2 separate regions of the Mus musculus genome follow, and region 2 is linked to region 1. The links are chromatin loops, found by intact Hi-C in ENCODE. Cell type or tissue: heart. All regions are shown on one strand. Each heading gives the region's core, and the rest is flanking DNA. Links, peaks and the distances in the headings are about the cores only.

Region 1 (15,833 bases), core at 5,229-13,228:
CTCCAAGAGGAAGAACACCCACTGAGCTGTGTGAGAACATGGGCTACTCAAGAGATATTACATTGGTCCAGAAAAAGCCAAACACAGATTAATTCCTACTGTCTGTCTCTTTCTATGTAGCGTTCCCTTACAGGCGCAAATGGAATCAGTGTGGCGATTCCCTCTGACGGGAGCATCTTTACTGGATAGGGGATGCAGAAAAACTTTAGGGGTGAAAGATAGGGGGTGTAAGACTTGATTTGGTATCATTTACACCAGTGTGCATGTTTGCCAAAGTACGTTGAACGGCACAATGAAATTTCGTGTTTATTTTCATACAAATTATACTTCAATTTAAATAAAAGGCAAGTCTCTCATCCATTGCATATTTAATGTTCTAATGATTTTTTTGGGGGGGGGGCTTCTCAGGATGCGGTGACCATCTGCACTCTGGGAATTGGGACAGCCTTTGGAGAGTCCATTCTGGATAACACCCCTCGCCATGCAACCATCGTTACCAGGGAGAGCAGCGAACTTCTCCGCATTGAGCAGGAGGACTTCAAGGCACTATGGGAGGTGAGCCCCAGGCTTCCTGCCAGCTAATGCAGTTTCCAGTGAGAGAGAGAGAGAGAGAGAGAGAGAGAGAGAGAGAGAGAGAGAACTGCCTCGTGGGTAATGGCGTAACGGTCAAGCCTTAATGTGTGCTTTTCTGAGCTGCTGGATGGAATTTAATTTTCAAAACTTGTTTTTGAAATGAGTGAGTGAAGAAGCCATTTTGACATAAGACATCCATTTTTTTGTTGTTGTTGCTAATTTTGTGCTTGCTCGATTTTCTGTGACTTGACATACCTTATAATTATTTCCTGAATGACCATAGAGTGTTGTATGAATTTTCTCTTTCCTATTCCACAGATGTATTCTTAACCAGGGAACAAAATACTTTGACATTTTCTTCTGCGTTTTAAAAATCATTATTGACACATTCCCCGAGAAAGTAGAATGAATGGGGTTAACATCTGGCTCATTTAAATGCTTTTAAAAAATGATGTGCTCTGTAATAAGGTACGGAAAACGGGGGGGGGGGGGGCTGTAAAGATGTTTGGTTACTTGCCAACTTCAGAACGCATAGGTGGCCCAGCAGTAGATGGATGCCGCTGGTCTTGTTGGCGCTTGCATTTACTGATGCTTACCAGCATCCCTTGGGGCACAACGCTCATTTACAGGAAGTGTGAGAATCCATCATCTTATTTGCAGTCAGTGGCAGATAGAGCGAGCACTCATAAAGGCCCGGCCGGGCCTCGAATCTTTTATGCTGTCCTTCCCTTTCAGCTCCTATAGCTTTGGATTTTAACCTGTGGTGGCTCCTTGTCTTTGTCCCTGGCTCAGTATGTCCAGGAGTTAACCCATCGAGTCGGCAGGCTTCAGCACTTGTTCCAGTGTGGCTAAGATTTCAAACTTGATCTAAAGAAGAATTTTGTATAATCAAATCGTTTCCTCCAGAGCCAAACAAATGACTGATGCTTTGGGGGAGCCAGCCTGCAGGTGAATGAGCAATGATACTCTGCTGTAAAAGTCAGCCAACGCTTTGGAAGGCCTTGCTGGTGAGGCCCGCTACTTTTATTCTTGGCGGCCGTGAATAAATTGTGGGGTTGCTTGTTTGAAATGTTTCTCTTAGAAAATATTAAAGAGCTCCAACTGCTCTATAAAGTTCAGAGACAAAGCTCCTTTTTTTTTTTTTTTTTTTTTTTTTTTAGAAAGGAAAAAAAAAGTGAAAGTCAGTTTATGTGAGGTGTGTGGGCAAAGGTATTCTGTCAATCAGACGGAGCCAGGCTTGAGGCAAATAAGCCTTTTGGGGGGTTGCCTTTCATTTTAAAGAGTAAACCGAAAAGTCTTTTCCATAATGAGAGTTTGGGAAACTGACTTAAGAAAGGAAGCCATTCCTAAAGGTACCGTGCTCCACTGTAGCCGCTCCGTCCGTGGCCAGTCATTTATCAGCCTGATAGGGGAGCTTTGGTGAAACGCAGAAAAACATTCCTTTCAGTTAGAAGCCTGCAGTGCTCTGAAGGAAGTTCTTGAGAAGTTGCTGCCTACAAACATTAAAACAAGCTAGCAGACCGTTTTTTCAGACAAAGTAATAATAGAATGCGCACTTGCTTCCGGATGCATAGCCAGGCAGTCACTGCGCAGCTGCATTTGCCCCATCTTGCTTTTCTTCCGAGCCTCGTTAATGTTAATGAGACAGCATGTCACCTCATCCTGAGTATCCAGTTTGTATCTCAAGGAAATTAGTGTCCTGCTACAACCCATAATACTATCTCGTGCCTACGGAGTGAATAGTAGTACCCTAATGTCATAACCAGAGTCTATTTCATGGCTCCCCAGTTGTTCCAAATATATGTTTTATCGATGCAATTTTTATTTTTTTCCCCCAAACCAGGCTCAGGAAAAGATAAAACAAAGCACATGTTATACTCAATTGTTTTAATAAACTTGCCCTGCTTAGCTTTCTCTGCATCCCTCTCTCTTCCCTTCTCTTTCCACCCCCTTCTTGGTCTCCATCTCTCCTTCATTGGCTTCTTTACAAAGGCCCGGTCAGTTTTCTCTTGCCTGAGATTTGTCTGACTGTTTTCTCATGTTGTCTCTGCTGACGCCTCTACCCAGGTTTTCTATAAAGAGACCCCTCCCCTTCTTCTCTCAGCTGGTGGGGGTCCCTTTGGGTATCCCCCAACCCTGGCACTTCAAGTCTCAGAGAGGCTAGGCACTTCCTCTCCCGCTGAGGCCAGAAAAGCATCCCAGTTAGTAGAACGTGTCCTACAGGCAACAGCTTTTGGGATAGCCCCCATCCCAGTTGTTCAGGACCCACATGAAGGTCAAGCTGCAAATCTGCTACGTATGAATGGGGAGGTCTAGGTCCAGCCCATGTGTGTCCTTTGGTTGGTGGTTCAGTCTCTGAGAGCCCAAAGGGTTCAGGTTAGTTGGCTCTGTTGGTTTTCCTGTGGAGTTCCTATCTCCTTTGGGGCCTGCAATCCTTCCTCCATAAGAGTCCACAAGCGCTATTTGGCTGTGGGTGTCTGTGTCCATCTGAGTCAGCTGCTGCGTAGAGCCTCTCAGAGATCAACAGAATATCATTAATAGTGTTAGGGATTGGGGCTTGCCCATGGGATCGGTCTCAAGTTGGGCTAGTTGTTGGTTGGCCATTCCCTCAGTCTCTGCTCCCTCCCCCGTGCCTGCATTACTTGTAGACAGGATACATTTTGGGTTGAAAGTTTTGTAGGTGGGTTTGTGTCTCCACTGCTCTCCCGGGGTTCCTGCCTGGCTACAGGAGGTGGCCTCTTCAGGTTCCACATCTTCAATGTAGTGAGTCACAGCCAAGGTCACCCCCATTGATTCTTAGGCGCCTCCTTTATCCTGGGTCTTCGTGTAGTCCTGGTGATGCCTGCAACCTCCTCACCCTAGTCAGTTGAAGATTTCCATTCATTTTCATGGCCATCTGGCCATCTCTCCTGTCCTTCTACACACCTGATCCTCAGCCCCCATTGCTCCCCATCCTCCTCCCTCCCAGTTCCTTCCCTCCATCCGCCCTTTAGGACTATTTTATTCCCCATTCTAAGTGTGATTCTGGCTTCCTCGCTTGTGCCTTCCTCTTGTTTGGTTTCTTTGGGTCTGTGGGTATAGCGTGGTGCCTGTAGTTTATGGCTGACATCCACTTGTGAGTACATGCTGCGCTTGAGCTTTGGCGACTGGATTCCCTCACTCAGGATGATGTTCTCAGGTTCTATCTACTTGCCTGCAAAATTCACAGTGTCTTGGTTTTTAATATCTGAATAGTATCCCATTGTGGAGATATACCACCTTTTCTTTATCCATTCTTTAGTTGAGGGACATCTGAGTTGTTTCCAGCTTCTGGCTATTATGAATCAAGTTGCTATGAACATAGTGGAACAAGTGTCTTTGCAAAGTTAGACACCAACAACCCAAATAGTCCAACTTAAAAATGGGGTACAGAACTAAACAGAATTCTCAATAGAGGAATCTTGAATGACCGAGAAGCACTTAGAGAAATGTTCAAAGTCCTTAGTCACCAGGGAAATGCAAATCAAAACAACTATGAGGTTCTATTTTACACTCATCAGAATGACTAAGATCAAAAACACAAGAGACAGCACATACTGGCAAGGATATGGAGCAAGGAGAACACTCCTCCACTGCTGGTGGGAGAGCAAACCTGTACAACCTCTTTGGAAATCAATTTGGTGTTTTTTCAGAAAACTGGGAATAGTTCTACCTCAAGATCCAGCTATATCATCCCTGGGCAAATACCCCAAAGGGACAAAAATCTTTTTTTTTTAATTAGATATTTACTTTATTTACATTTCAAATGCTGTCCCTTTCCTGGTTTCCCCTCTGAAACCTCCCTGTCCCCTCCCCCTCCCCCCTGCTAACCAACCTGCCCACTCCTACTTCCTGGCCCTGGCATTTTCCTATACTGGGGCATAGAGCCTTCACAGGACCAAGGGCCTCTCCGCCCATTGATTACCGACTAGGCCATCCTCTGCTACATATGCAGCTGGAGCCTTGAGTCCCTCCATGTGTTCTCTTTGGTGATTTAGTCCCTGGGAGCTCTGGGGGGTACTGGTTAGTTCATATTGTTGTTCCTCCTATGGGGCTGCAAACCCCTTCAGCTCCCTGGGTACTTTCTCTGGCTCCTTCATTGGGGACCCTGTGCTCAGTCCAATAGTTGGCTGCAAGGATCCACTTCTGTACTTGTCAGGCACTGGCATAGCCTCACAAGAAGATAGCTATAACAGGCTTCTGTCAGCAAGCACTTGTTGGCATCCACAAAAGTGTCTGGTTTTGGTGGTTGTTTATGGGATGGATCCCCAGGTGGGGCAGTCTCTGGATGGCCTTTCCTTCAGTCTCTGCTCCACACTTTGTCTCTGTAACTCCTTCTATGGGTATTTTATTCCCTTTTCTAAGAAGGATAGAAGTATCCACACTTTGATCTTCCTTCTTCTTGAGTTTCATGTGTTTTGCAAATTGTATCTTGGGTATTCTGAGCTTCTGGGATAATATTCACTTATCAGTGAGTGCATACCATGTGTGTTCTTTTGTGATTGGGTTACCTCACTCAGGATGATATTTTTCTAGTTCCATCCATTTGCCTAAGAATTTCATAAACCCATTGTTTTTAATAGCTGAGTAGTACTCCATTGTGTAAATGTACCACATTTTCTGTATCCATTCCTCTGTTGAGGGACATCTGGGTTCTTTTCAGCTTCTGGCTATTATAAAGAAGGCTGCAATGAACATAGTGGAGCATGTGTCCTTATTACCAGTTGGAGCATCTACTGGTATATGCCCAGGAGTGGTATTAGTGGATCCTCAGGTAGGACTATGTCCAATCTTCTGAGGAACCGCCACACTGATTTCCAGAGTGGTTGTACAAGCTTGCAATCCCACCAGCAATGGAGGAGTGTTCCTCTTTCTCCACAACCTCACCATCATCTGCTGTCACCTGCGTTTTTGATCTTAGCCATTCTGACTGGTGTGAGGTAGAATCTCAGGGTTGTTTTGATTTGCATTTCCCTGATGACTAAGGATGAGGGAACTGACCTGGGGGCTGTCATGGCTGCCCCAAGCCTTTCCCCCAGCTCTGTGGGCCAAGGCTCATCTGTAACTTGAGAGCCCGACTTCTGATCTCTCAAGCCTGTGGTGGGGACAAGATCCAGAGAGCTCTTCAGAGCTGCAAGGCGGGGATGTTTTTATCCTGACTTCTTTTATAGGTCGAGGCCTGGAATCTCGTGCCAAGAGAACACAGTTAGGTGCTTCTTTCCAGTCGCCTGTTCATGCATCTAGGTGCAGGGTGTGAGCGAGATGTTCAGTCAGTGTTTAAAGCATTTCAAGTGAAAATTCAATAAGCCTCTCATGTAGCAGCCTGTTAATCAAGGCTTTATTAAGGGGCATCCATGTGCATACACAGTGCGTATAATCCCAGGAAATTGTACAAGTCTAAAGTAGCTTCTCGGGAAAGCCTGAATGGTGCTTACTTTAAGGCTTATTTATTCAACAAATGCTAAGCAGCTCCCGTGTGTCAGGCATCAGTGAACAAGGCTGGCAGAGCTCTGTTTTCAGGGCAGGGGCTGCTACTTTGCTATTAGGAGGAGATGGCAAATAAATCAACAATGTCACTTAAGAATACGATACATCACTATCATCAAATTTTGTGTCTATTCTCTGAGTATTGGGCTATACCAGGGGTAAATATGGTACTCACTGCAAGCAAAATGTTGGATAATCGAATATGTTTTCCTTTATTATGTCAGATAATATGGTTTATAATTCAGCCACCCATTGTACTGCTAAGTGGCTCTGTTACAAAAAAATTAAAATCCAGCCTTACGAAGAGATCCAAGTTGGACCTGCTAGGAACTATGTCTGAAGACAGCATAATGTGTGAAGGAGTCTAGCCTCCAGATGCAGGAATGTCGCCGACCTGTGACTCTCAGAGAAGGCACCAACCAGGTCCAGAGCTCAGAGATGAGGTGAAGTCAGGCGTTCCAGATCTTAGAAGTGTGAGAACCTGAGTCTGGTTCTAAATTTGCATGTGCGTCTCTCTCCTCTGGTCATTGACTTTGGAAGAATGCTATGGGGGGTGGTCTATTTTATGTCAAGAAGCCTTATATTTAGCTTGGGGGTCCTTTAATTAGCTGTTAACTTCACTCAGAGAGGTGGTAGGAACTAAAATCGAGGTTCTTAGTTATTAGCAGATGGCACAGCCTGAGAGTAGCTAGGTGATCAGCCACAGGAGTACTCTGCTCTCTCATTCCCAGATCGGAGTTGCCGCAGACAGCAAGGGAAGGCCCTCTCTTTTCCCAGGTGAGTTCCCCAGGCTTCTGCAGCTATGCAAGAAGTTTTGGAATCCTGTTTAATTCCATTGCAAGGACTTCTGCCTTTCTGTGGTCTCTGTGTTCTTAGTCAAAGAGGCAGCTCTGGGGTATTTAAAATGACTGTCACAGTGTGGCTAGAAACATCTCTCTACATCTAAGGCAGCAGCTCAAAGCTTGTGGTTCATCCTTTCATTTTTTTAAAGATTTATTTATTTATTTATATATTTGAATACACCTTAGCTATCTTCAGACACACCAGAAGAAGGCATTGGATTCCACTACAGATGGTTGTGAGCCACCATGTGGTCTCTGGGACTTGAACTCAGGACCTCTGGAAGAGCCGTCAGTACTCTTAACCTCTGAGCCATCTCTCCAGCCCTTGTTTAGCCTTCTTATATCTTCCTAAAGAATGCTGATCTCTTCTCCTTTCTTCCAATGTTTTGGTTCCCAGTTTATGGTTTGATTTGAGGGTGCTGGGTTGGTCCATAGAAATATTAAGACATCTGAGTTTGCAGTAATAGCTCAGAAGAGAAAGAGAGGCAGGGGACTGGAGTGACTGGAGACAGTGAAATTTCTGAATTTCATCCAGGAGAAAATTAATTTTAAAGTCTTGGGCAACCATTTTTAGTTCTTGAGACAAATATAATTTATAATTTAAACCTTTTGACACCCGCGGCATTTTTTTAGGCTCGGTAAGGGAACTAAATAGCAAAGCAGTTAAGTGGAGATCTGGGAATTTAAACCAGCTATTAATAGTTGATCCAAGATTATGGGTATTTAAGATGAATGGCAGCTATTGGAATAAATATGAAATTGATTTATAATCCAGCTCTATGAGTCTCTTGGTGCTTACCTCCTGAGAATTTCTGAAGGGTTGGAACACTAGTTCTCAACCTTCCTAATGCTGTGACCCTTTAATATAGTTCCTCATGTTGGGGTGACCCCCAGCCATAAATTTATTTTGTTGCTACTTGTACTGGCTAGTTTGTGTCAACATGACACAGGCTGGAGTTATCACAGAGAAAGGAGCTTCATTTGGGGAAATGTCTCCATGAGATCCAGCTGTAAGGCATTTCCTCAATTAGTGATCAAGGGGGAAAGGCCCCCTTGTGGTGGTGCCATCCCTGGGCTGGTAGTCTTGGGTTCTATAAGAAAGCAGGCTGAGCAAGCCAGGGGAAGCAAGCCAGTAAGGAACATCCCTCCATGGCCTCTGCATCAGCTCCTGCTTCCTGACCTGCTTGAGTTCCAGTCCTGACTTCCTTTGGTGATGAACAGCAGTGAGGAAGTGTAAGCTGAATAAACTCTTTCCTCCCCAAGTTGCTTCTTGGTCATGATGTTTGTGCAGGAATAGAAACCCTGACTAAGAAACTACTTTATAACTGTAATGTTGCTACTGTTATGAATCATAATATAAATATCTGATATACAGGATATGTGATATGTGGCCCCTGTGAAAGGATCCCAAAGGGGTCATAACCCCTAGGTTGAGGACCATTGATAGATGACTGCTGGTAACGGTAATGGGAAAGGGTGGCTTGCCTGATTCTCCTTTTCAGTTAATATTGTGTGTACATGAGAGTGCTTTTGGATTTGTTTTGAGATCTTTGCAAAGCAATGAGTCCAGTGTATTTGGAGAAATGGATGGGACAGGCTGTTGTGGTCAAGTTCAGAAAAGACATTAGTGGGATACCCTAGATCCAGCGTCTACCACTTTTACCAGCCTTTCCGTTGCACAAACATCACTCTGGAATCCCATTTCTTTTACCATGAGTCATATTTGAACATTTTTGAATAGTATATATTGATATTAAAATTTTGAAACTTTAAAATGGTAATGAAATTACAGCATTTAAAAGTAAAAGTGGTATTTTAAAATTATAAATTGAGCCGTCTTAATGAGGTGGCTTCTTGGCCGTGACTGTTACTTGTACAATTGTTGGTTTTCTACCACGGTTTTATTTCAGCCAGAATAAATGGGATGTAGTGATTGTCAGGGTTTATCCCCCAAATATTCCTGTGGCTTTAGGAATAGCCAAAATGATATCTCATGTCTTTTGAGATATACAATTAAATAATAAAAATAAACAGTAGATCTGGCTGTATGGGCGCATGTTTTAATCCCAGCACTCGGGAGGCAGAGGCTGGTGGATCTCTGAGTTCAAGGCCAGCCTGGTCTACAGAGTGAGTTTCAGGACAGCCAGGGCTATTCAGAGAAACCCTGTCTTGAAAAACATGCAAATAAATAAATAAATAAAGTAAGTAAGTAAGTAAGTAAGTAAGTAAGTAAGTTCTGTTTTAGAATAGCAATCTGTAAAAAGAGATTTCCCAGAGCCATAAATGCTACTGAACAAAGATATTTGTGTCTCTCTGATCCCCTATCTCTAGAGTGGTATTTTATCGTCTAGACTCTACCAGATAAGTTGTCAGTTATGAGAGGCTTTTTAACTACCGTTCTTCACTGCCTTCTTTACACACATGGGGGACAAAAATGATTCATTTTTATTAGTAATCTCGCAAACCACTGTGACTAAGTAACAATGCTTTCAGGGGGCATCTGCTCCTGTCTGAATCAACTCAATGCTCCTGTCTCTCTGTAACTGTCAAGAAAACGAAAGCCAGATACCGAAGGCGCAGCGTCTGAGGACACAGGTGTCAGGAGTCATCCGGGTGGATTCCGTGGCCCCCTTCAGCATGTTCACGTCAGGTTGTCTTACTTTTGCATTAGTGATTAGCTGGGGACCAGCATTTCAGATGGTTGTCACTGGCCCAGGAGGCAGTTGTCCCAGAATCTGCACCTTCTTCCTAGACAGCGCTGGAGTCTGTAAGCAGAGGACCCTGCTTCTCCGGAGGCAGAAGCCTGTGCTGACTCCTGGCAGCTTTGGATTTTCTACTGTAGGGTTACTTCCCAGGCCAGAAATTTGCATCAAAGGCCCAAGAAAAATACATCCAAAAATAAACATGAAAGCCAAGACTTCATGCCAGGAACTCCAGCCACACACATCCTGTTGGCTGGCTCTCTTGTCTCTCTTCTCACAGCTCTGATTCTTTTAGACCAAGCGGAAGCCTGCTCCAATGACTTGGACCTGATGCCGGTACAAAGGTCTCACTCCGCAGTCCTCAAGTGTCTCCATGGAGTGACAAAAGTTATTCAGGTCCAAAAAGGAAAGGAATGAAGTTGTTAGGAACTAACTAACATTAAAAAAAAAAAGAAAGAAAGAAAGAAAGAAAGAAAGAAAGAAAGAAAGAAGGAAAGAAAGAAAGAAAGAAAAAAGGAAGTCTTTGCTACCTGGGACTGGCCAAGCTTTCCTGGAGAGCCTTCAGTACTGCTTCCTCCCTGGGGACGCAGAGGCTATCTGTTGGATTTGAATAGGGACCTGTCACTGATGTACACTGTGCTGTTCAGATAAAGGCTGGCTGCTTACTGGATGTCTGAGAACTTCCCGCAACAGACGCATGCTCTACGAGGTCAGAAGGGTCTTTGATTCTTTGGTGAAGGGTGGGAGATTGGGGAAAGAGTATGTGTCACGGCTTCGGTTTGGCTTGAGGAATCACACTCCAGAATGTTTCTGGCTTTTCTGATTATGTTCTACCAGAGCTCGCCATGTACCAAGGCACTGGCGTAATTTTATTTCATCCTTGTGGTGTCTGTGTTGGGGGATGGGGAAGAGTGGTGGCTCATCTTCTTTTCTGATGGCAACATGATTTTGAATACATTTCCCGAGGATACTGTTCATAAGTAGACAGAATTACATTGAGGACATCAATATTATAGATAGATAGATAGATAGATAGATAGATAGATAGATAGATGCTTATCCTGTGATATATTTGAATGACATACATTTTAAAAACAAACCTGGGTAAGGAAACAGATTGAGGCTGTTGGTGTTTTCCTCTCTGGATGCCTGGTAGCTCTCAGATTATTTGAAATCTTTAGTGTTTATGGGAATCCTGTTACATTATTGATAGCTGGAAGTCCTATCAGCTCCCCTCAAGCCCCCACTGTGATCTCACTGTTTCACAGAAGTTTCTCAGGGGATCTGAACAGATCAAGGCTGAACTGGCAGGCGCTAGGCAAACCCAGCCGCTGCTCTGTATGCCAGTTGGCAGGGCGCTGTAACCAACCAGCGGCCACCCCTCCTATATCCTTGGCTCCTGCAGATGTTCATTTTGACAATGCACAGCTCTCCTTGGGCCCTTTAGGGTTATGCTAGGCATTTTGAAAAGCTCCTTGACGGATCTGCCTCAGTGTTGATACCCCTCCTAGCCTGTCTCCTGAGAGCAGACCTCCCAGTGGCCCTCCATAGTCACTCAGCTAAACCCCAGGACAGTGTGCCCTTCTAAATAGCTATCAACTTCTTTCTAAGAAGGGACAGTAACACATACAACAAACGCACTTTCTTCCCACCACGTGGAGTTGCAGAACACACTCCGGCTTTTTCGGTGGTGTACAGTGTTGTAAAGACAGAAAAAAAAAGTGAACATCAACACAGGATGCTCTGAATAAGACAAAACAAAAAGTGCTTGGAGAAAGTGTGCTGAAGGTCACAGAGGAGCCTGGGAGATTGATCTCCACCCAGGGTCTCATTTCATACAAGACTCTGTTTGTGGAATCTTGTGTGGCTAAGCAGGCAGTTTCTCAGCCTCCCCTCCGGCATTGGGGCCGGTTAACCAAATGACAGCCTTGGAGGCTGTCTTGTCCCAGGGCGAGGGCAGGTTCCTTCCCCTGAGGTCTCATCTCTGCACTTGGGTTTTTCTCCCCTGTGGGGCCACTGGGCCTCTCAGGGATCTCATGGAAGGGTCATGTGCTGTGTTTCCAAACACTAGCTTTTGTTTTCTGTTTGGGGTCAGTCATCATCTGGAGAAATCGACTCTGAAGTTTAATGGTCCCTCAGGCAACAGCAGTTGTAGCTGGAAAAATGTTAAGAACTTGAGTCTTTCAGAAGGAACTCGTGGTGAGGACTAGAGGGTTTGTTAAGCTCATTATGTGGAGAAAACCCTTGGTCCTATGATCATCTTACTTCCCCGAGGTCCAGATTCCACAGCAGGCTGGGGGCACTTGGGTGGAGAACATCTGACATCCAGGAAGATGGCAGGAAACTGGTTCACAGTGCTGGCCTCTGAGTTCCGGAAGTCTTGCCCCAGCTGACCTCCGAGACCTCAGTGTTTAGAGCAGTCTAGCCCAAACCAGTAAATGTTAGATAGACCTTCCAAGGCCATTCATGTGATCCAGTGGTCTGGCCCGAAATGCTGGTTTATTCTTGACTTCACCTGGCATTGCTGGGCGAATTTCTGCGGAGGTCTTTGGCCCCCTGGAACCCTCACTGTGACATAGAAATCTCTAGACTTCCATTCCGGGACAGTGATTGGAGGAGATCAGTGTTGCTAGTCTATTACCTACTTGTGTGCCACTTGTTAAACACTTTAGTGTTCCTTCCCTTTCGGTTTGCAAATGAAAGAAGGCAGAACCGCAAATGATATGGATGGAGAGAATAAAATATAAGCCAAGGGGATGCAGTTCACCAAAATATATTATTTGGAAGGGAAAAGGAATTCTTGGTATCTCTCTGGGTCCACATTAAAATCATCAGGGGAGCTTAAAAATAAAAATTCCCATGCCTGTGCCTGCCCTGGACTAAAGAAATCTGAAACTGTAAAAAAGGTGGGCCCAATTCTGTAGCCTCTTAAAGTGTCCTCAGTGGGATTTCAGGCAGCCCTGCCTTTGAGCAGAGCCCTGCCTTTGCCAGTCAGTCATGCTTCTCCGCTCATTTCAGAGTGCACATGGCTGGTGTGCTGGCCCAGGCTTATGCCCTGCGAATGTTCTCTGTTGCTCCGTTAGATCTCCTGTGTCTGTCGTTTGTCCTTCCCACACAGACATGCTACTTTCAAAGTCTGCCAGACTAAAATGATAGCAGTGGTCAGTGGTGAGAATGTAGGGGCTATTTAGGAATTATAGGTGCCTATGTGTTGTGGTTATTAAACATGTGAACGTAAGGTCTCCTGTTTCCCCCACTCATGACCTCACATTCTCTTGGATGTCAGCGTGGCGATGCCTGCAATGCTGGTTTACATCGGAATTCCTGGGGACCGTGGTGTCCCAGTGAGGGAAAAGAAAGGAATCCAAGCTATTGTCTGGTGATATTACAGAGAGTTTAGAGTTTATGTGTCTTCTGAGAATACTGGGAAGCTTTGGCTGTCCCTGGTCTATAGTTTGAGAATGACTCTTTAGGAAACATTGCTGGAAAAACATTAATTTGAAAAGTGTGCAAACTTCTAACTCTTGATAAATCTGATTATATTTTTTTCTTTGCTATGTTCTCTTCCATAATGCTATATTCTGGCATGTGTGTGTATGTGTGTGTGTGAGTATATGTGTGTATATATATTATATGTGTGTATATACACATATATATGTGTGTATGTATGTGTAAGTGTGTGTATGTGTGCATATGTGTGTGAGTGTGTCTGTATATGTGTGAGTATGTGGATTATTACTGAAATAATTGTTCTTTGGCTGTTAGAAGGGCCAGACTTTCTTATTTATCTCTTATATTGTCTTCCTTATTCATACCATTCATACATACAGTTAATTTTATTTAACAATTCATATAAATGCTTTATTTGATTGAGACATTTATGCTTATTAATGCACTTTTTATTTGCAAATATGCTTGACCTCTCTTCAAAATATTTTATGGAAATTCATTTAAAATCCATTAAATTCATTGTAAACCTGGCTCTGCAGTGGTTTTTAAAATTTTGTTTTGAAAGCCACCATCTTCCTTCTATTCATAGAAGGTTTGAAAAGTCACATGATGTCAGTGTAGTTAGTGGTAGTAATGAATTGAGTAAAGTTTAAAAACCTTCTATTGTTTCAAAACTCTTAAAGGTATTTGCTATCAAATGTTCTAAGAGCCTCCCTCACCCCTGAGTTTTAGGAAGTATTTTAAAGAAGGCAGAGCTCCTTTAGACAGAGGTCCCTGGGAGCAGGGTACCAGCAGAGCTCTGGTTCAGTTAATAAGGCTACAGGATGAAGGCACAGGGTGAGATGGGGCTGGGAGGGGACCAATCAGCCCGGTTTTCCAGGTGCCTCAACATTTCAATCAGATCTTTACTATAGTCTCTACATAGGATGCTCCAAGGATCCGATTTTCTCAAAAATCCCAAACAAAATCCAACTTGTTTTTCTGCATCACCAAGAAGAGGTGAAAGGCAGCTGGTCTGAACTGGAAACAGAGAAGTAGTACCACTGAAGTAAACAGACTCCAGCAGCTGCCAGCTAGAACATTCCCTCTCGCCTCTTCTTGCCCTTGGGGTCAACTTGCTGTGGGCAGAAGTCACCTCAAAAAATGTTTCCTTTAGTCTTGCTGAGATCACCATATCATTGCTGGATTTAGAGGTCACAGCATGTACCTTAACAAGCCCATTAAAAAGAGCCAACTTAATGGTAAAAAGCAGAAAAAGGAGATTTCGTCAATGTGGCCACACTGGGAAGAGGGACAGAGAGTTCCAGTGGCCCCCCCTTCTACCTGACTCCCCCCACTCCACCCAACTGTCTTCACCTCCACCCTCCATCCTCAACCCCCTGCCCTCCACCCACCCCTCCACCCTCACTCCCTCTCCACCTGCCAACTCAAGTGCATCTGTCTTAAATTTTAAATATCCAAAAATTTAAATCTGTACATCTTCAGAAAAAAGAAGAAAACCTTTTTCTTTCCCCATCGTTGCCACTGATACTTCTGCTCCTGCTCTTCCCCTGGCCCCTCTTATTCCTCCTCTCCTACCCATTCCTTCTTCTTTTTGGCATACCAGGACTTCTGGCATGCCAGGCAGGTTCTGTTCCACTGAGCCACACTCTCAGCCCTCCAGCTGGTTTTTGTTGTTGTTGTTGTTGTTGGGTTTTGTTTTTTGTTTTTTATCCAAAATTTTCACTGATCCTCAGGCTCTTTTTTTAAAATTTATTATTATATCTAAGTAGACTGTAGCTGTCTTCAGACAGCACCAGAAGAGGGCATCAGATCTCATTACGGATGGTTGTGAACCACCATATGGTTGCTGGGATTTGAACTCGGAACCTTCAGAAGAGCAGTCATTGCTCTTACCAGCTGAGCCATCTCTCCAGCCCCAGTTGTTTCTTATAATCTCTGTGCAGACCATCTTTTAGGATCTGCACCAACGTTTTCTTAAGATTTCTTTTCCGAACCTTGGTGCGATGGTCTCTGGTTATCCCTTCCACTTCTCTAGCGTTTGGGCCTCTATCTGGTGTCCATGACTGATGGAGGAAAGCTGGTTAGAGGTCTGGGTTCTGACCTGTCCCCGTGTCATACTTTCCCTCCCACACATCTTATTAGTAAACATTTCAGGTACATAATGGATAGCTCTTAATAAGATGATGGTTAGCAAGTGATAAATTCAAGTTCTTTGGCAAAGCCCTGATCATAGCTGCCAATCAGTGCCCAGTGGTCTCAACGGCTGGCTCCTTGTGCTTCCAACACATTTAAAAAGAAAAATTTTAGCTCAGTTGGAACTTGATCTTAAATTCTCTTTTGTTTGTTGTTTTAGACTTTCTTCTTCATCTGAGTCCCTTCCCCAGACTTTGTCAGAAAAACCAAACTCATCTTCATCTTTTTAACTTTTTATTCAAACATTCAGGAAAAAGAAAAAAAGGAAAGAGAGAGAAGAGAAAAGAAAAGAGATCTGTCAGTTTCCTCTGGTACTACGTGTGCGGATTCCGCCGACCATAGCAATAGAGTCTAGGGGTCCTGAAATGATGCAGCCTAGGGATCCGGATTGGGTCCGTTTTCTCTGCCAGTTAAAGAATTAAAAGGCAGGAAAGATCTGAAGCACAGCAGGTGACAGCGGTGAAGCCCTGAGTACCACAGACAGGATCCCAAGTTGAAGGGAAACTGTCACTGAGGGTGAGAGGACACACATCTGCCACCATCGCTCAGAAGAAAAGACACGTTG
Region 2 (15,833 bases), core at 5,320-13,319, 63 kb after region 1:
TACATTCTTTCATCATTATAATTTTCTCTTCTAATAAGCTGTGCCCTTGGGAATTAGACAACCAAGAATGTTATAGTTGTGCATAAATAACAGTGACTTGATGAGGGTCCTTCAAAGCTCTCAGATGAATAAGATGCACAATCTTTGTGACAGTAGTGTAGTTTGAGGTTTTTTTTCTTCTTGTGCTATACTGCTATTCCATATAGTTAAGATAGATAAAGCCTCACCTCGCACAAACCCTCTCTTCTCTCTACTCGTGCGTGCACTCACAGGGTCTCACTTATAGCCTCTAATCCTAATATAGGCTGGGATTATATGTGTGTGCCACTAAATCTGGCTCTCCATTTTCTAGTTTACAGTTTTATTTGAATTCAGCTCAGTGCCCTGGGCTGGTCTAGACCTCTCAACACTTCCTGTACTCAGAGAGAAGCACTTTGTGCTCCCGGGAACAACACTGGGTTCAAGCTCTGAACCTGGTGGTCCTGTAACAGGGAACAAGACTGGTTCCACTGATGTCAGTGAGAAGAATCTGTTATTCTAAAGTTCTATGAATAGTTTTAGCATTGTGCCACCCCAGCACATGGCTCTGCTTTGGTTTTTAGTATTCTTCCAAGAATTTGGCTGGAGACAGAACTCTGTGTTTTTATGGAAGAAATTCCTCAACAGCCTTTGTGCTTTGAGGTGTGGGGAGGGGACATTCTATAAAACCATTGTGAAGCTGCTATTTGGGAGATGATGAGGTCAGATGGCAGGGGGAGAGGGAATGTAAAGGACCACCACATGGGGTGCAATGAGCTGAGCTGAGGGGGACGTTTCCTTCTCTACTAGACTTTTGCCAATAAATTCATTTATACCTACAGATGGGAAAGCATTAAAATAAATACGTGGTACATCCCTGGGCTTGAGCAGAGGAACAGTTGATAATTAAGTAGATCCAGTATTTGTCTTCTAATTTTGTACTAAATTTCTCAAATTAAATGCTGTATTTCTGCAGAAACCATCTGCCTTGGAGCATGCTGTACAAGATGCCTTGTGACTATTCAGTAATGTTCTTTTATCAACGTGAAAATTGCTGTGGCAGATGGCTGCCCCTGCCCTTCATCTTCTCTTTCTGATTTCTTTGGACTTCTTTGGGGATCCTGTTGGAATGAATTCCCTACTGCAGTCCTGGGTCTTCTGGGACTGCCTGACCTGCCTGGGCCTGGAGTCTAGACCTTGTTGTGCCTTTGTTATTTAGTTAATGGGACCTACTCAGTGCCGGTTTAATGATCTTGTTTAATGAAATGCATGAGCTTTAAAGATACCTCAGTCCGAAATGTTTCTGAGAGACAACAAGGCTAAGAATGGAGTAAGAGCAGCCATTGGGAGTGGAGGTGGGAGCTGACTGTAGGTCATGAAGGAAGCAGGAGGATTCCACATCTCAAGGTCACATTTATAGCTTGACCTTTAAAAACGTTAAATGTACTTACTATTGAAGTTTCTCTGTCTCTGTCTCTGTCTCTGTCTCTGTCTCTGTCTCTGTCTGTCTGTCTGTCTGTCTGTCTGTCTGTCTCTGTCTCTCTCTGGTGTGTTATAGTGTATGTACATGTGTATTTATGTGTGTTATAGTGTATGTGCATGTGTGTTTATGTGTGTTATAGTGTATGTGCATGTGTGTTTATGTGTGTTATAGTGTATGTGCATGTGTGTTTATGTGTGTTATAGTGTATGTGCATGTGTGTTTATGTGTGTTATAGTGTATGTGCATGTGTGTCTATGTGTGTTATAGTGTATGTGCATGTGTGTTTATGTGTGTATATGTACAGATCTTTTCTTCTACCTTTGCAAGAGTTCTGGGGATGGAACTCAGGTCACCAGACTTGCAGGACAAAGCGCCACTACTTTTGAGCCAGAGCCATCTTGCTGGTCCTATCTGGAATTTTAACTAAGTATTGGCTGAGATACTTTGTCTCTTTAACTCAGTTTTGTTGTTGTTGTTGTTTTTCTTTAACTGGCAAAAGTGAGGCTATAGTATCTGGGGTTTATTGTAAAATTGGGTAAAACTGAGCTGAGCTGACTTGGGGAAGTGCCTTCCATATTGTAAGATGCCAGTAATCACCATCATGGCCATCAGTACCATTAAGATGACGTGTGCTAGATCTGCCAGCTCTGAAGTTCTGGCTATGCAGAGAGCAGCAGAGGTGTCCTTGCTCCTGCTTGGTTCAATCACTGCACGAACTCTTGTTTTATCATTCAGTTTTAATTTTGTCAATGTCCACTCATCCACTGACACCAAAGGATGAAGGCAAGGCAGGGGGTTCATCTGGTGGGAGGATCAGATGGTCAGAAAGGTGATCAGGAGACTGGAATATGATACATTTAAAGCAACATGTTTAATACTTAAAAACACAGAAACTATCCCAGGCTCAGAGAGAATCTGCCAGAGATGGATAAAGACTTTAAAACGAGCAGTTCCTTGAACAAACTCAAGAGAGGAAGTTCACAGGGCCTGACTGACATTAAGAAAAGTCTGGTTGGCTAACCACCTAGTTGGAATTTACCCAAATTTTGCTCTCCTTTAAGACAGTTTCCAAGTAGGTGGGCCGTGCGGGAGGCCTGTTCCAGCCAGCTGTGTCTGAGAGTGGACTTTAGTTACAGAGTCTACTCCTGAGCCGTCCCAGCACAGACGTAACTCCAAGCAGTATAGAAATGAGATGTAAAATATGGTTTGGAAGGAGGTGAGAGCACCAAGTCTCCCCTTACCTAGTATTTAGGTTAGTGGAAACAATAAGCCCCGTGCCAGAGTCATTTCTGAGAAAGGAAGGGGAGAGATGATATATGTGGTCAGCGAGATAATTGGACTCATGGAGTTGGGACAGCAGCTGTGGAATCAGACCAATTTCTGTCCTCATCGATTAGGCTTCTTCTAGTAACTAAACTGTCACCACAGCAATTTCGCTACAACAGTGACCTGTGATCACAGTGTTTAAATTCCACTATAGCCATATACCTCCACCCCAGGACCAGGGTGCCAACCGTGAGCCCGTTAAAATGCATGAAGCAGAGCCTCACTGTGAGACCCTCCCTACAGCAGGAACTCCGAGTGGGAAACCACGAGCGCGGTTTGAGATTTCTTACCTTCAGACACAAAACCTTAATACCACGTTGACCTTGGACTGTAATTTGGGTAACCAGTACTTTTAGGCCCCATTTACAGCGGGGAGGTAGAATTGGTTAGAAAACGTGTGTTTGCAGTGAATGGTGTCCATGGATTGGTTGCTGCATTCTGGTCTTGCATGAGTGTTTGCAGTGTCTGTACTCCCCGTGGTCCATCGGGTTGGTTCTTGAGCACAAGTCCTTTATCTAAGATGGCGTACTGTCGTATGAGCCCTGTGCCCACCTACCCTCTTCTGTACTCTATTGATCTCTGGCTTACTTATAATACCTAACACAATGTGAACCTTGTTATTTTATCTTCCTTAGGGAGCAATGAAAGGGAAAACATATGCATGTTTTTAGTGCAGACAGTTTAAAAAACATTTTCAATCACCAGTCAAATCTGTGGATACCAGACTGTAGGTACAGAAGGCCAGAGAATTTGCCCGGACCGTGGGTTTTGCTTGAAGAAACTCATGTGAGGTTTGCCTTCATGCTTCTTGCATTACATTTCAAGCTGTGTTCTCTAAAGCAAGCTTTCTGCAGCTGAGATCCAGAACATTCCTGCCGCTGTGGGAATTCCATGCTGACCTTTCTCCATGTTTTCTCAGTCTTCTCTGCCATGGGCTGCAATGCTCGAAGTTTAAAGTAGTTTGCCTCAAAGAGTTTGTGTGTTTGTTTGTTGTGAGACAAAGAGTCTCACTATGTATCCCTGACTGGCCTGGAACTCTCTATGAAAACCAGGTTAGCCTCAACTCACATAGATCTGTCTGCCTCTGCCTCCAAGCGCTGGGATTAAAGGTGTGTCCCACCACACCCAGAGAGTTTTTGAGGTCTATTTTGAATTATCTTTCTCTGAGGTGCTTTAGTTGTTTAATGGTCTACACCTAGTCCTCTGAATGATGACATCATCTTTATAGACATCTTTTTTTTTTTTTTTACCTTGGCCAGAAAAAGAAATACATTTAGAAAGATTTGACATTTGAAAATAGCTTCTAGTTTTCTTGTTTTACTTCTAACAAAACGAAAGGGCTAGTTTCCATAAGTCCTATTGGTGCACCATCTTTGTGTACCATGTCTCATTTGTCTGGAAGCTCAGTAGACTGGTCCTTTGTTTCCCACTTCCACCATATGTGTCCCCTACTTCTGCTTGGTGGCTTTCTTCACTAGCAAAGTGTGCTGGATAGGTTTAACCTTTAACTTGATCCAATAAAAAATCACCTGGGAAGAGAGTCTTACGAGGAATTATCTAGACCATGTTGGCCAGTGGACACGTGTATGGAAGATTGTCTTGATTGTTAGTTGAGGCAGAAAGATCTGTCCTGAATGTGGACTGCACCATTTTATGGGCTGAGCCTTGGATGGTGTAAGTGTAGAGGTTGTTCCCTGACCACTCTGGAGCAAGACAGCAACTCTAGGATCTGACCATCTGCCTTGACGTCCCTGAAATGATGCACTATAACATAGAGTTCCAAGCCAAATAAATTCCTTCCTCCTCTGATTTTTTTTTTTTTTTTTTTTTTTTTTTGCTAAGGTATCTTATTAAAGCAGTAGAAATGACAGTAGGGAAGAAAGGGTCTCCACAGGCGCAGAGAACAGCAGCATGATAACTCCCACGTTCATCCAAGAAGTGAGGATTATATACAAGATCCTTTCATCCCCTCATGTGTGGGTGTCAAATGCATGCCCCATACCTCCTCAGTGAGTCTCAGAATAGTTACTCAACTTCCAGTCGTCCACAGCAGCATTGCTTCTCTCTCTCCTCTACCTCAGTTTCCCCTTCTATATGCTTTCTGAGATTCCAAACATACCTCCTACAAACCAAGACCCACACTCTGGTGGGCTGTTGGTGGAGCCAAAGCTAAGCTAGAACTGTTTCCTAAGCTACTGCTTAGGTTCCTGTGCAGGCGTATTTACTTGGCCTATGGCCACCTCTGAATCTCTTAGAGCAAACCAATCAGTCCCTGAAGCCTGTTGATGCTTTTCTCTAACTATAGAAGCCAAGACCCCTAATGCATTCTATTGCCCTATGGGGACCTGGCTTTTCCTGTCCTTCAGCTCCTGAGACCTGGCAGTGTCCAGGACTCTCTGTGTGCCTCAGCCTCTGCACGCCCTCTCCTCTTCTTCGGTAATTGTTCTCAGTGTCTTATTTTCCAGCTCTTTCCTGGATCTCTCTGGTTTGTCCAGCACCTCAAGTTCCCACGTGCCTCGTGCTTTACCACCTCTATTCTTTTCATCTGTGCACACATAACTTAGCTTCAGCTCCGTCTAACTCAGAATTTGAACAAAATCCGGTTTTATTAGAACACTACTCCATCCATTGGTCCCCATATTACCTGTTCTTTTTGGATACAACTGCAGGGTGACTTGTGCAAGACATCATGTGGCTCACAACATATAAAGATTTGCTTTATAAACTTGGTCAAAGGAAGTTTAGTGACCTCTTCCCTAGATCCAACTGTCTTGCACATGATTTGAGGCCTAGCACAGAGCCCTCTTGATGATCCAAAGTAGACAAAACACAGATATTATCTTGCTGTCTGAAGTAAAAGCCATTTCTATGAAGGGTGCCTTTCTTGCCTCCTTGCTGTCATTTGTCCCTGTTACATGGATTGTGCATGTCCTTGTGGCTGCACTACTGGTAACAAGGGGACCTTTGCCAGCAGACTGACCTCCTCAGCGCCCTTCCTGGACAGCGTGGGATCCACTTCTGTGGGCTGTTTACTGGATTCACAGGCTGAGCTTTTTCTAAGGAGAGACTTCCTGTCTTAATCTGAGACCTTTGTTCAGGTGTGTCAGAGCAGGCGGGATGTGTCGTGCCGTGCTGCTTTCCAGGTCAAAAAGAGCATCTCCCTGCTTCTATGTTTATGTGGGAAACATGACCAAGCTAGGTTCAGTTTGAGGAAATCAGAGCAGAGTGGAGAACAGAAAGGAGATAGCTTTGATTTGGGCCATGCAAAGTATGAAAACATCCATACCGGATGCTGCTGTTACTGGTTTTAGCGTGGAGATTTGCATCATTTCTCTTTCACTTAGAAATATTCGTGTCTCCCTGGCTTCAAAGCAATGCCTGCCAGAGTGTCTCTGATCTGGCTTTCAGTTTCCCTTTACAGCTGTGTCTTGTATTACATTCTAGGACAGGACTGTGAGACTATAGCATTGTCCACATCCGGACTGCCACTGTTTCTGTAAACAAAATATTATTGGAGCATAGCCATGCTCATCTAGCTATGCACTGTCAATGCTTGCTCTCCCACTCAGATGGCCAGGACTGTATGGCCTGAAAAGCTCAGCCCTCTGTACAGTGTGTGTCCTGGTCTGCTCCAGGAAGACTGTTATGGTTTGGATATGCTTTGTGTCTCAAAGGTTCATGTGCCAGACACTTGGTCCCTGGAGTAGGGATATGACAGAACCTCCAAGAGGCAGGGCTCAGCTGAAGGTAGGACATGTGGCTCCGCCTTCATGAATAAATTAATTATCTCTCTGTGCAGTGGAAGAGTAGTTACTAAAAAAGACTGTATCGCCCCCATCCATTCCTGGCTCATATGTGTGCCCTTTCTGCACATAGCTGGTTCCCTTTCTGCTTCACAGTCATGCTGTGATGGTGTGAATGGGGTCTTTTCCAGGATGCTGATATGTGCTATATGAATTGAACCGTCTAGTCCTAAAATATGAGCCAAATAAAACTGTCTTTGTTAAAATACCTAGGCTTGGGTATATTGACATCAGAGCACAAAGTAGAATAAGACAAAGCTCTTTCTATTTAACCATATCCATCAGTTGTCTTCCTTTGCCTTTCTTGGACAGCATGGATCTAAGCCCTTGTATTTAAGACCATTGACTCTGGCTACAAACTCAGTCCTATCTTTTCCTGCTTAGAAAATACCTCCTACAAGCTATGATCTCTGCTTGGCTTTTATCCTCCCTGTAAAACTTCTGAATTCCCACAAATATATATATACATACACACACACACACACACATATTTCCTTTTCTGGACTCCCATGACACTTTGTAGAAGTCTGCACTAAAATGGCTTATTGCTGTCAGTATCATAGTGCCTGGCTTGTTTTTGTCTCCTGTTATAGTATGGGCTTACTCAGAACCTGTAACCAGGCAGATGATAAATAACACATTCATGTCAGAGTATTGAATATACTATAAAAACATGCAACAAAAAAAGTATGCAACATATGGAGGTCAGAAGACAAATTATAGAGTTAGGTCAATCTGTTCACTTTTCCATGGGTTCTGGGGATCCAACTCAGGTTTGTGTGCCAATCTCCTTTACCCACTGAGCTATCTTGCTGTCCCCGTTGAATGCCGTTTACCAGTGTTCAGGACAGCACAGAGGTAACCAAAAACACATATTGCAGTTGGAGAATCTTGATGGCAGAGGACTTGGGTCAGTTCTTACTTTCTCCATGTCCAACCATCTTATAGATGGAAGACATCACACACGGTTGAAAAGGGGATTTGGCAAGGATGCCTGGTAGACATACTTCTGGCTCTTTTGACTCTCTCAGCTGTGCAGTAGAGAGAGTCTTTGGTGGCATGGGGTAGGGGACAGGGTGTCATTAGACACAGTGTGCTGGTGGGAGAGCTATTGGGAGAATTGTTAATACTTTTTCCCCTGGAGGAAGCTGGGCATTTATTGGTAGACTGACCTCTTACAGCGGCAAATGAGGGATAACTGTAGTCTAACCTCTATCTTTCATTTAGAGGCACACTGACTTTTTCATCTCCTTTAGTTTTTTCCTTGTGGAACGTAAGAATATTTCACCATCTCTGATATTGTCTTTGCCTCATCAGTTGAACTAAACACCTTTAAAGTCGTTTTGTGTCCACTACGATCATTGTAGTCGCAACTTGATGACTGGCATGTTACAACCACTTTAATATTCTCCTTTTCCATGGAACACGGAATTGAAAAAAACAGAAAGCGTGTTTTTCAGCAGTTTCCCACATTTATCTGAGTGGTGCTGATTTCATGTTGCTAGAGCCTGCGAGCTGCTGGAAGCTTCACATTTCCTGACTACCTAATGGGAAGTCTTTGATCTGGCGAAGAGCCCAATTGTCCATCTTCCTGGGGCTGGCAACCACTTATGGGGTTATGAGGGTGCGCATTAATCGACTTCCTAGACACCTCTCCACTGGGGGAGAGCCTGCAGACAAGGAAAGGAGTGTGTGAGTGCTGACAAGAAATTCCTGAGATTGGTAGGTGGTTTGAATCTCATTTTAAATACCAGGAAAGCCACATTCATCATCTCGGAGAGCAGATCTGAATGAGAACTTCAAGACGGACATTCTCTGTCAATACTTAACGGAGTTATACTTTACCAGTACAGACACTCATTTTTCCCTTGCTAAAGGGCCGTGAGAGAGAACACATGACACCGGATCCTTTTAAATTAATGGGGTTTTGACATCTTTGGGGCCCATTTTATAAAGAAATCCATTTTTTTTTCTGACTTCTCATCATTCACATTTTGTCAGGCACACTTTTAAGCATCTCAGTGATGTCAGAAAGAAGTCCTGCTTGCTTACAAATAGATTTCAGTGGTTTAGAGCCTGAATCATGTCCTGTTGCTAGAAACGTAGGCAAGCTTTGCTCTCCGTTCATTGGGAGACTTTTCTGATTAGGACGGTGTCCAAGTAACATATGCTCTTCTCCCATGGAGGCCATCACAGTTTGCAGTTCCCACTGAAAGGAGAAGGTCTTAGCAGAGGGCTAGTCTAGACACAGGCATGAGTTATAGTCAAACAGGTGTTTACATAGATCCAGCTCTGTATACACGTCTGATTGTGCTTGATTCGCTTCTTCCTAACACCAATCAGCAAGGAAAGAGATTTAAATACAGATAGGAATTTTATAAGGTTCAGGTCAACCTTAGCAAGGAAACATTTTAGAGAATAGATGCTGTAAGCTTTGCAAAGGAAAAGGCGCTTGAGCACACACGTAATGTGTTTAAAGGACTCTGCGTCCCTGGACTCTGTCTCTCAGACTCTGGGACTGCACTGTGGTGTATGAGACACACATGAGCAGCTACAGAAAGAGAGAGGCCCCGTGCCCCTCCCTTGCTTTGTAGGTACTGCTGAGTCCACCCACGTGCCACCGTAGCAAGCAGCCTCAGGACTGGAAGGCAAGACAGAAGGCAATGCCTGGGTGCTAGACAGCGAGCTGAGAGCATGCAGCTGGACAGCAGGTGTGAACTGACAGCCACCTAGAGGGTTTCAATTCGGACAGCTGAGGTTCTGATGACAGAACTCCGGTTTTGGGTTTTTTGGTGTTTTTTGTTTGTTTGTTTGTTTGTTTTTGGTTTTTTGGTTTTTGGGTTTTTTTTTTTTTTCCTAAGGAAAGCTGCTGGTGACGTTTGTAATGACTCTATTTAAGGACAGGAAGTTTGGGCAGGTTTGATGACAGATAAGAGCCAATGCTCAGAGTCAGAACTTAGGGAACTGGCGACAGCCATTTCCACAATTGTCCCTGGGGACTCCCCGGTGACCTGTGCGACCTCTCCTGGGCCCTGCCCTGCCTAAGGGGACTCAAGCATTTTCTTTGCAAGGAAGTTAGACTTTATCTAAGGGAGACTTATTTTGAAGAATTTTCCTTGGTTGTCCTTTGAAATGTCATTTCCTGCTTCTGCAAACGAGGAAGTGGGTGGAAGGAGGTTAGAGTCTCATCCACTTAGAGCCTAATTTACTGTGGCTTCCTGCTGTCAGCACTCACCACCAGGTTACCCATTCCTTCCTCCACCCAACACGGCTAGCATCTGTAAACCAAGAGAGGTAGCTGGCAATGAATCCGTGAGAAACAGGGAGGGGGTATGTGGAGAATACCACTCCCTTCAAGTCCACTCCCTCCGAGTCATGACATGTGTACAAGAAAGGTCTTATCCCATGATTTCCATCCTTTCTGTCAGGATCAGAAATGGAAAGGAAAGCATGGGACCCTTTGTTAACAATTATTAAGAACCCCAGGACAGCAGCTCCACATTAGTAATCCAGGCCCAGTGCCCCCTCAGTGGTACAGGTTACAGGTCTCACATCCTAGAAGCCAGGCCTGACTTGATCTTTTCTTTGATTTACTCTAAAACCAGTGCTGACCTAGTCTTTATGAGTATTACTGCAACATCTGTCAGATATTAAATTAGGATGTGTCTTCCTGTCTTCTGATTTCTCTCAATCCCTAAATGTGTCGTTTCCACCCTCCTTTCTATTTTCTTCTGCTTCATTTTCTCTTTTTCTGGGTGTACGTGGCACAGTCATGTGTACACATGAGTGCATACATGCTTTCTTGCATGTATGCATTCAGAGACCAGAGATCAAGGTCAGATGTTCTCCTCTGTCATTTTCTACTTTATTATTTTAGATTGAGTGTCCCCCTGAACCTGGAGTTCACTATTTGTCTAGACTGGCTGTCCAGAGATCTCACAGGATCCTTCTGGCTCCATCTACCAGAGCTGGAGCTACACCCAGTTTTCTATGAAGGTTACAGAGATTCGAACTCAGGTCTTTGTGCTTATACAGCAAGTACCTTCCCCACAGAGCTGATTCCCAGAGAGTACTTTACAGACTAATTTCTGCCATTTTTCCCCTTCAACTCATCACCATGGCATCTGTTTCCCTCAAAATTCTGGGACAGTACTGAGCTCAAAGATGCTTGATGGGAAAGTATGGCTGATTACAAGCGAAGAGCCAAAGTCATTGTCATCTGTTTTGCGTGGTGGGATCAGAGGCAGATGAGAGCATGGTAGAAGTGCATGTGTGGCAAGGAGACATGAGTGGGTACCTGACTTCTTTCTCAAATGAGCAGCGCAGTGCGCAGGTTCAGCTAGAAAAACAACGAGAAGAGAGGTAGGCTATCCTTTTTCCAACTGGCATAGAAATTCCTGGTATCAATGAGTACAAGTGGCTTTACTAAACTGACTCAGAGAACATTAAGTAGTAAGTTACTGCCATTTGTAGAGAATCTCAGTTAGGTTGTTCACAGGCATCGGTAGTGGATTCCTCTAGTCTTAATCAAGATGTTCACTGTCACCGGTCGTAGATTCCTCTGGTCTTAGTCAAGGTTACCATTGATGAGATAAAGTGTCATGGCCAACAGCAAGTTGGGGAGGTAAGTATTTATTTGGCTTACAGTTCCTCATCATGGCCTATCAGCTTTGGGTGTTACTGGATATCAGTCGAGGATTCCACCTTTCCCCCTGGCACTCCATCCTTGCAAAGCACTTAGAAGTCTTTAGTTCTTTCGTTCATTGCTCTTTCCATATCAGATCAACAACACAAGACATGGCCACTATCTTAGTTGGAGGTGTGATGGACAGTTTCAGAGAACATTAGCATCCTATCACAGTTATTTGCAGCCTTTGTGTGCCTGCTCTAGGGCCTTTCCTAAGCCACAAGAGATTCCCCAGACTAAACTCAAGATCACCTGGAAACTTGTGGGTAAAGGGGAGCTAGTGTGGACCTTGATAATGACAGATGAGAGTCTGCAGACAAGTTGTCCACAACCCCAGATTTGAAGGCACAAATCTGAGATGCATTAGTTATGGGTCACTTGTGGGCCAGCCAGCTCACTGACAGTCTTCCTATGCCTTTTCTTGTTTCCCTCTTCATGACTGCTTCTTGGTGGTCACTTAGGTTCAGTTGTAAGGTCAGACAATTAATTAAGAGATATTCATAAAATGAATTAGATGTGGTGTGTGTGTGTGTGTGTGTGTGTGTGTGTGTGTGTGTGTGTGTTCTCGGGGAGGCTGAGAACCTGCAGGATAGACAAAAGAAGGACATTACTGGGAAGGGGAAACTTGAGCAAAGACAGGGAGGGGTGAAATGAGTCAGGCCTTGGGAAGAGCTGCAGGTATACACGACTCTGTAGAAGAGAGAAGAGACTGTTCCATTCATGTACCATGAATAGGACTTTAGACTGCTCTGGTGAGGAGCTAATGAGAGGAGAAAACTGCTCCGTGACTGTGGAGAATGTGCTGAGATGTGCCTTTGCTCTTGGGGTGTTTCAGACTCATAAGGAGGGTCTCCGTGTCCTGCTATTTGTTTCTCATTCAAGATCACACCAGCCCTTTGAAATATTCACACTAACACAAGCACCTGCACACACTGGTTTGGCCTTTAAAGTGGGCGGTGCAGGCTGCAGGAAAGTTATTGCAACATCGGACTTGAGCTGACTTGAGCTCTCTACACGCTCATTGGCCACTTGGTGCTTTGTACATGGAGTCTCTTCAAAGAGTTCCAAGCAGAAGAGCCATGTTTGGGTTTTCTTTGGAGAGCTCTTCACAGCTCCTGGTATGCGAGGGAGCAGAAGGAGGCTATTGTGACTTTCCGTCTGTTATAAATGCTCCCTAGGAAGTATCCTGCAAACAGTTCACATTAATGTTTTCTGTTCTTCTTTGGTTTCAATCTTCCCTAGACAGCAGCTGGATTCTGCTTTCAGGACTCTTAATTCCCTGTCCTGTTGTGAGCCATTCTGGTGGGTGGTATTTTTTTTTCTAGCATCTGAACATGTCTAACTAGAAGTTTGATTTTATGGAACTTATTATTGGTAATTATTGCTCAAAAGTAGGGCCAGTGAGTGTTTCCCGGGAGCCATCTTTCTCAACCCACTCAACCTCCTTATCTGAGGACTGAGTGCTTTGTACCAACCCGAAACGAGGTGGCTATGCCATACAAATACACCAAAGGTTGCATTTTATGGCTATTGGCCAACATCATTTAACTTTACCCAAAACAGTTCTACTTCTGACTCGGCTTCCTGAGACAGTCAAACACAGAATTTTCTGCTGCTGTAATTTATCTACAAAGATTGTTCTGATCAATAAGTGCATTACCTTAGTCACTGTGGTGCTACCATACTGAAATATTACCGATGAGGTGATTTATAAAGAATAGAAATTAACTTGGCTCAAAGCATGGGAGGCTGAGGAGACCAAGATGTATCTAGTGAGGGCCTTCTTGCTGCATTACAGTATGGCAAGGCCATCGCATGGGTGAGACAGAGTGAGTAGAGGGCATAACTTGCTTTTAAAGCAAGCTCATCCTGGCTACACGGACAGGAATCCACTCATGCATCACCCCCCGGAGGGCTTAGCCCTACACATGGATACCCTGCGGAAGGTGTGCCTGTCTCATAGGATTTTACAGGACATGCCCAATCCATCACAGGCTTTCAGAAATACATATCTAAGTTTTGTATATGAGCAGGAAGAAATTTGGGGAAGGAATGATTAAAAGTAAGTCAAGCACACCTGTTGCTAGAATTTTCTCCAGAGCCGTTCCCAAATTCGCCTTGTTCAGATCACAGCTTTTTAGCACGCTGTGCTACCCCAGCTTTGGGTCTGTCCTGTCTAATGAGGTTCCCCCTCCCACTGCCTTGCGGTCCACACTCCACAGCTTCAGTTCAGAAAAGGTCAGTGACTGTGGAGGCTCGGGAAGCCACGGCAGCCTCAGTGGTTCTTTAACATACTCTCTAAGAATCAAAATTCATATTTTTATTCTCGTGTATGTGCACATGTGTGTGAGTGAGTGTAAACCATGTGAATGGAGGTGCCCTGGGGGTGGCAGCAGAGGATCCCCTGGAGCTGAAGTCCCAGGCGGATGTGAGGAACCGAGGCGGTATCTATCCTCTGGACGAACAAGCTGTGCTCTTAGCCCATGGAACCTTTTCTCCAGCCACCAAGCCAAAGTCTTAACTGCTAAAAACAGCTCCACTTTTCCGCTAGACTACAGGAACACCATTTAACTTTACGCAAGTTCACACAGGCTGGGAGGATTTTACTTATAAGAAGGCAGAAGCTGCCCGAGCTGGAAGGCTGTTAACCCTTCCTTTCAGGTTTTTCATTTGAATTGTTCTTATTGTGATAGACAGAGTGAAATTGCCCAAAGGATGAGGGAACTAGTTTAAGATTTACAAGAAAAGTTATCTTAATCAGGTTTTTTTTCTTTTAGATAACATAATTTGGGGGATACATCATTATGACACACTGAATTATAATCTACAAATTAGAATATAATTGTGCAATTTGTGTTTAATTCCATCACTCATATTTTATATTAGGCGGGCTTCTTTGCAGGCTTACAGTACTGTGAGTTTTTCATAAACAGCTATTTAAAGCCATTCACATAATCAAAATAATATTTATAGATATTCAGGGAATGATTGTTCTAAGGATTGTGTAGAGCAGAAAACCTTACTGTGTTGTGGGCTTGCACTGCCCCACCCCCATAAAAAAAAAATGGAAGTTTTAGTTAAGTCCCATGAATGGATGTTGTGGAAATTAGTTTCTTTTGGAACACTCCTGCAGTTGAAAGACTAATTTAAATTAGGAGGGCACACTGGGCTTGGAAGAGGGCATTGTGGGAACGCAAAGCATAATTTCCCCCTAAACAAAGACGAGCTTGTCGGAGCACATGCTTTATTGCCTGGAAATTCTATATATATGCAAAGTTGCTCGTCAACCCGCTGTTGGGTTTTGTGTGGTTCGTTTCTCCTTTTGTTTAGAAAAATCAAATGCTGGAAATAGTCTGCATAGCTCTGCACGCTATAGGCACAGAGGAACCTACACACACCAGTTCCCGTCCCATGCGGCATCCTTCCCGCGGGCAGCTCAGAGCTGGCACCACACAGGTAAAATCAGCATATATGCTTCATCAGAGCCCATCCAGAACTTCTGGAACACCACATCTTTCTCTATCCCTCCCTCTGACAGAAATGAGGCTGCACTGGGCAAGTTGTGTTCACGTCCTGAAGTCCACTCAGTGTCTTCTCTGCTTTGTGTTGGGCTGTGATTCACATACAATAAGGTCCTCCCACCTACAGTGCACAGTTTGATAGTTTATAAATTATAGTATGCTGTATAACTGTCAACCACCACAAGTTTTAGCACAAAGTGACACCTTGCGCCTGGACTAGTATTCTCCAGCAACCCAGATCTGGGTGAATTCAGTGGGTAAAATGAAGGTACCTGTTATTCGGGATGTCTTCAAGTGGGAGTTCTGGTCTTTGAAACTGCCACTCATCCAACGCTTTGGCCTCTTGGCACAACAGCTTGGTTCACCCCGCTGTAAATGTACATACAGTATTTTATAGTTTGCCGAGAAGTGTCTCACAAGCTCCACATGGAAAACCTGGATGTCAACATAACCAGGTTTAGTGTGACAGGTCCCCGGGTGACTCTCTGGAGGAAGAGGTCCAGTGCAGCTTGACCCCCTTATCCTCACGATGGCTACCACCTGCACATCACTGAATGGGGTCTTGCCTGTGTTAGGGGTAGCAAGAGATCCAACAGCTAGAACTGAGACCGAGCTAAGAAGACAGAGGCAGGGACTGGCCAGATCAGGGGGAGAAGGGGGGGGGCGGCAAACATCAAGATGGAAGATTCTCAAAGTAGAAGCCAAAATCTGAAAGGAAGCGGAGGCCAGCAAACATCCAGACAGGAATGAAGCCAAACCCAAGTCAAGCAAAGCTGGATCATCGCTGCCAAGAGAACCAGGAAGAATTTGGTGTGGCTACTGAGCCCTGCACCGTGTGAAGGAGTCTCATTGACTCCCACAGCTGTCACCTCACAGTCAGTTAACCCCACCCCCTTATTGCTCTAGTCCCCACACCTTACTCCAAGCCTACTCTCTCCTCACCCTGTGAGCCCATTTGTATAGGCTACACTGGTGAACATTCTCCCTCATAGATG

Evidence for each region. Peaks named below come from ENCODE experiments on the same cell type or tissue, not always from the same donor. Only the 100,000 strongest peaks of a DNase experiment are listed, where the experiment ranks them.
Region 2: a loop joins it to region 1, with 7 times the contacts of the local background. A loop is called at or near these places in 3 of 42 quality-filtered maps.

Annotation. Positions count from the first base shown.
Region 1 is chr2:72,044,694-72,060,526 of GRCm38, forward strand. Rapgef4 (Rap guanine nucleotide exchange factor (GEF) 4) reads left to right here. Exons shown (of 31, transcript NM_001204165.1): 4 at 409-555. It overlaps Gm29940 (a long non-coding RNA gene), which reads right to left and starts at 10,214. Exons shown (of 2, transcript XR_374631.1): 1 at 10,153-10,214; 2 at 9,347-9,991. In heart, for the core only: no CTCF peak of the experiment used is centred there; DNase peaks (open chromatin) are centred at 9,848, 10,258, 11,588 and 11,968; H3K4me3 peaks cover 1,060 bases; H3K27ac peaks cover 2,345 bases.
Region 2 is chr2:72,108,083-72,123,915 of GRCm38, forward strand. The region is part of intron 4 of Rapgef4 (Rap guanine nucleotide exchange factor (GEF) 4); the gene reads left to right. Among named protein-coding and RNA genes, the nearest start is that of Gm29940, 61 kb to the left of the region's middle. In heart, for the core only: a CTCF peak has its summit at 9,823; DNase peaks (open chromatin) are centred at 5,829, 9,299 and 9,649; H3K27ac peaks cover 709 bases.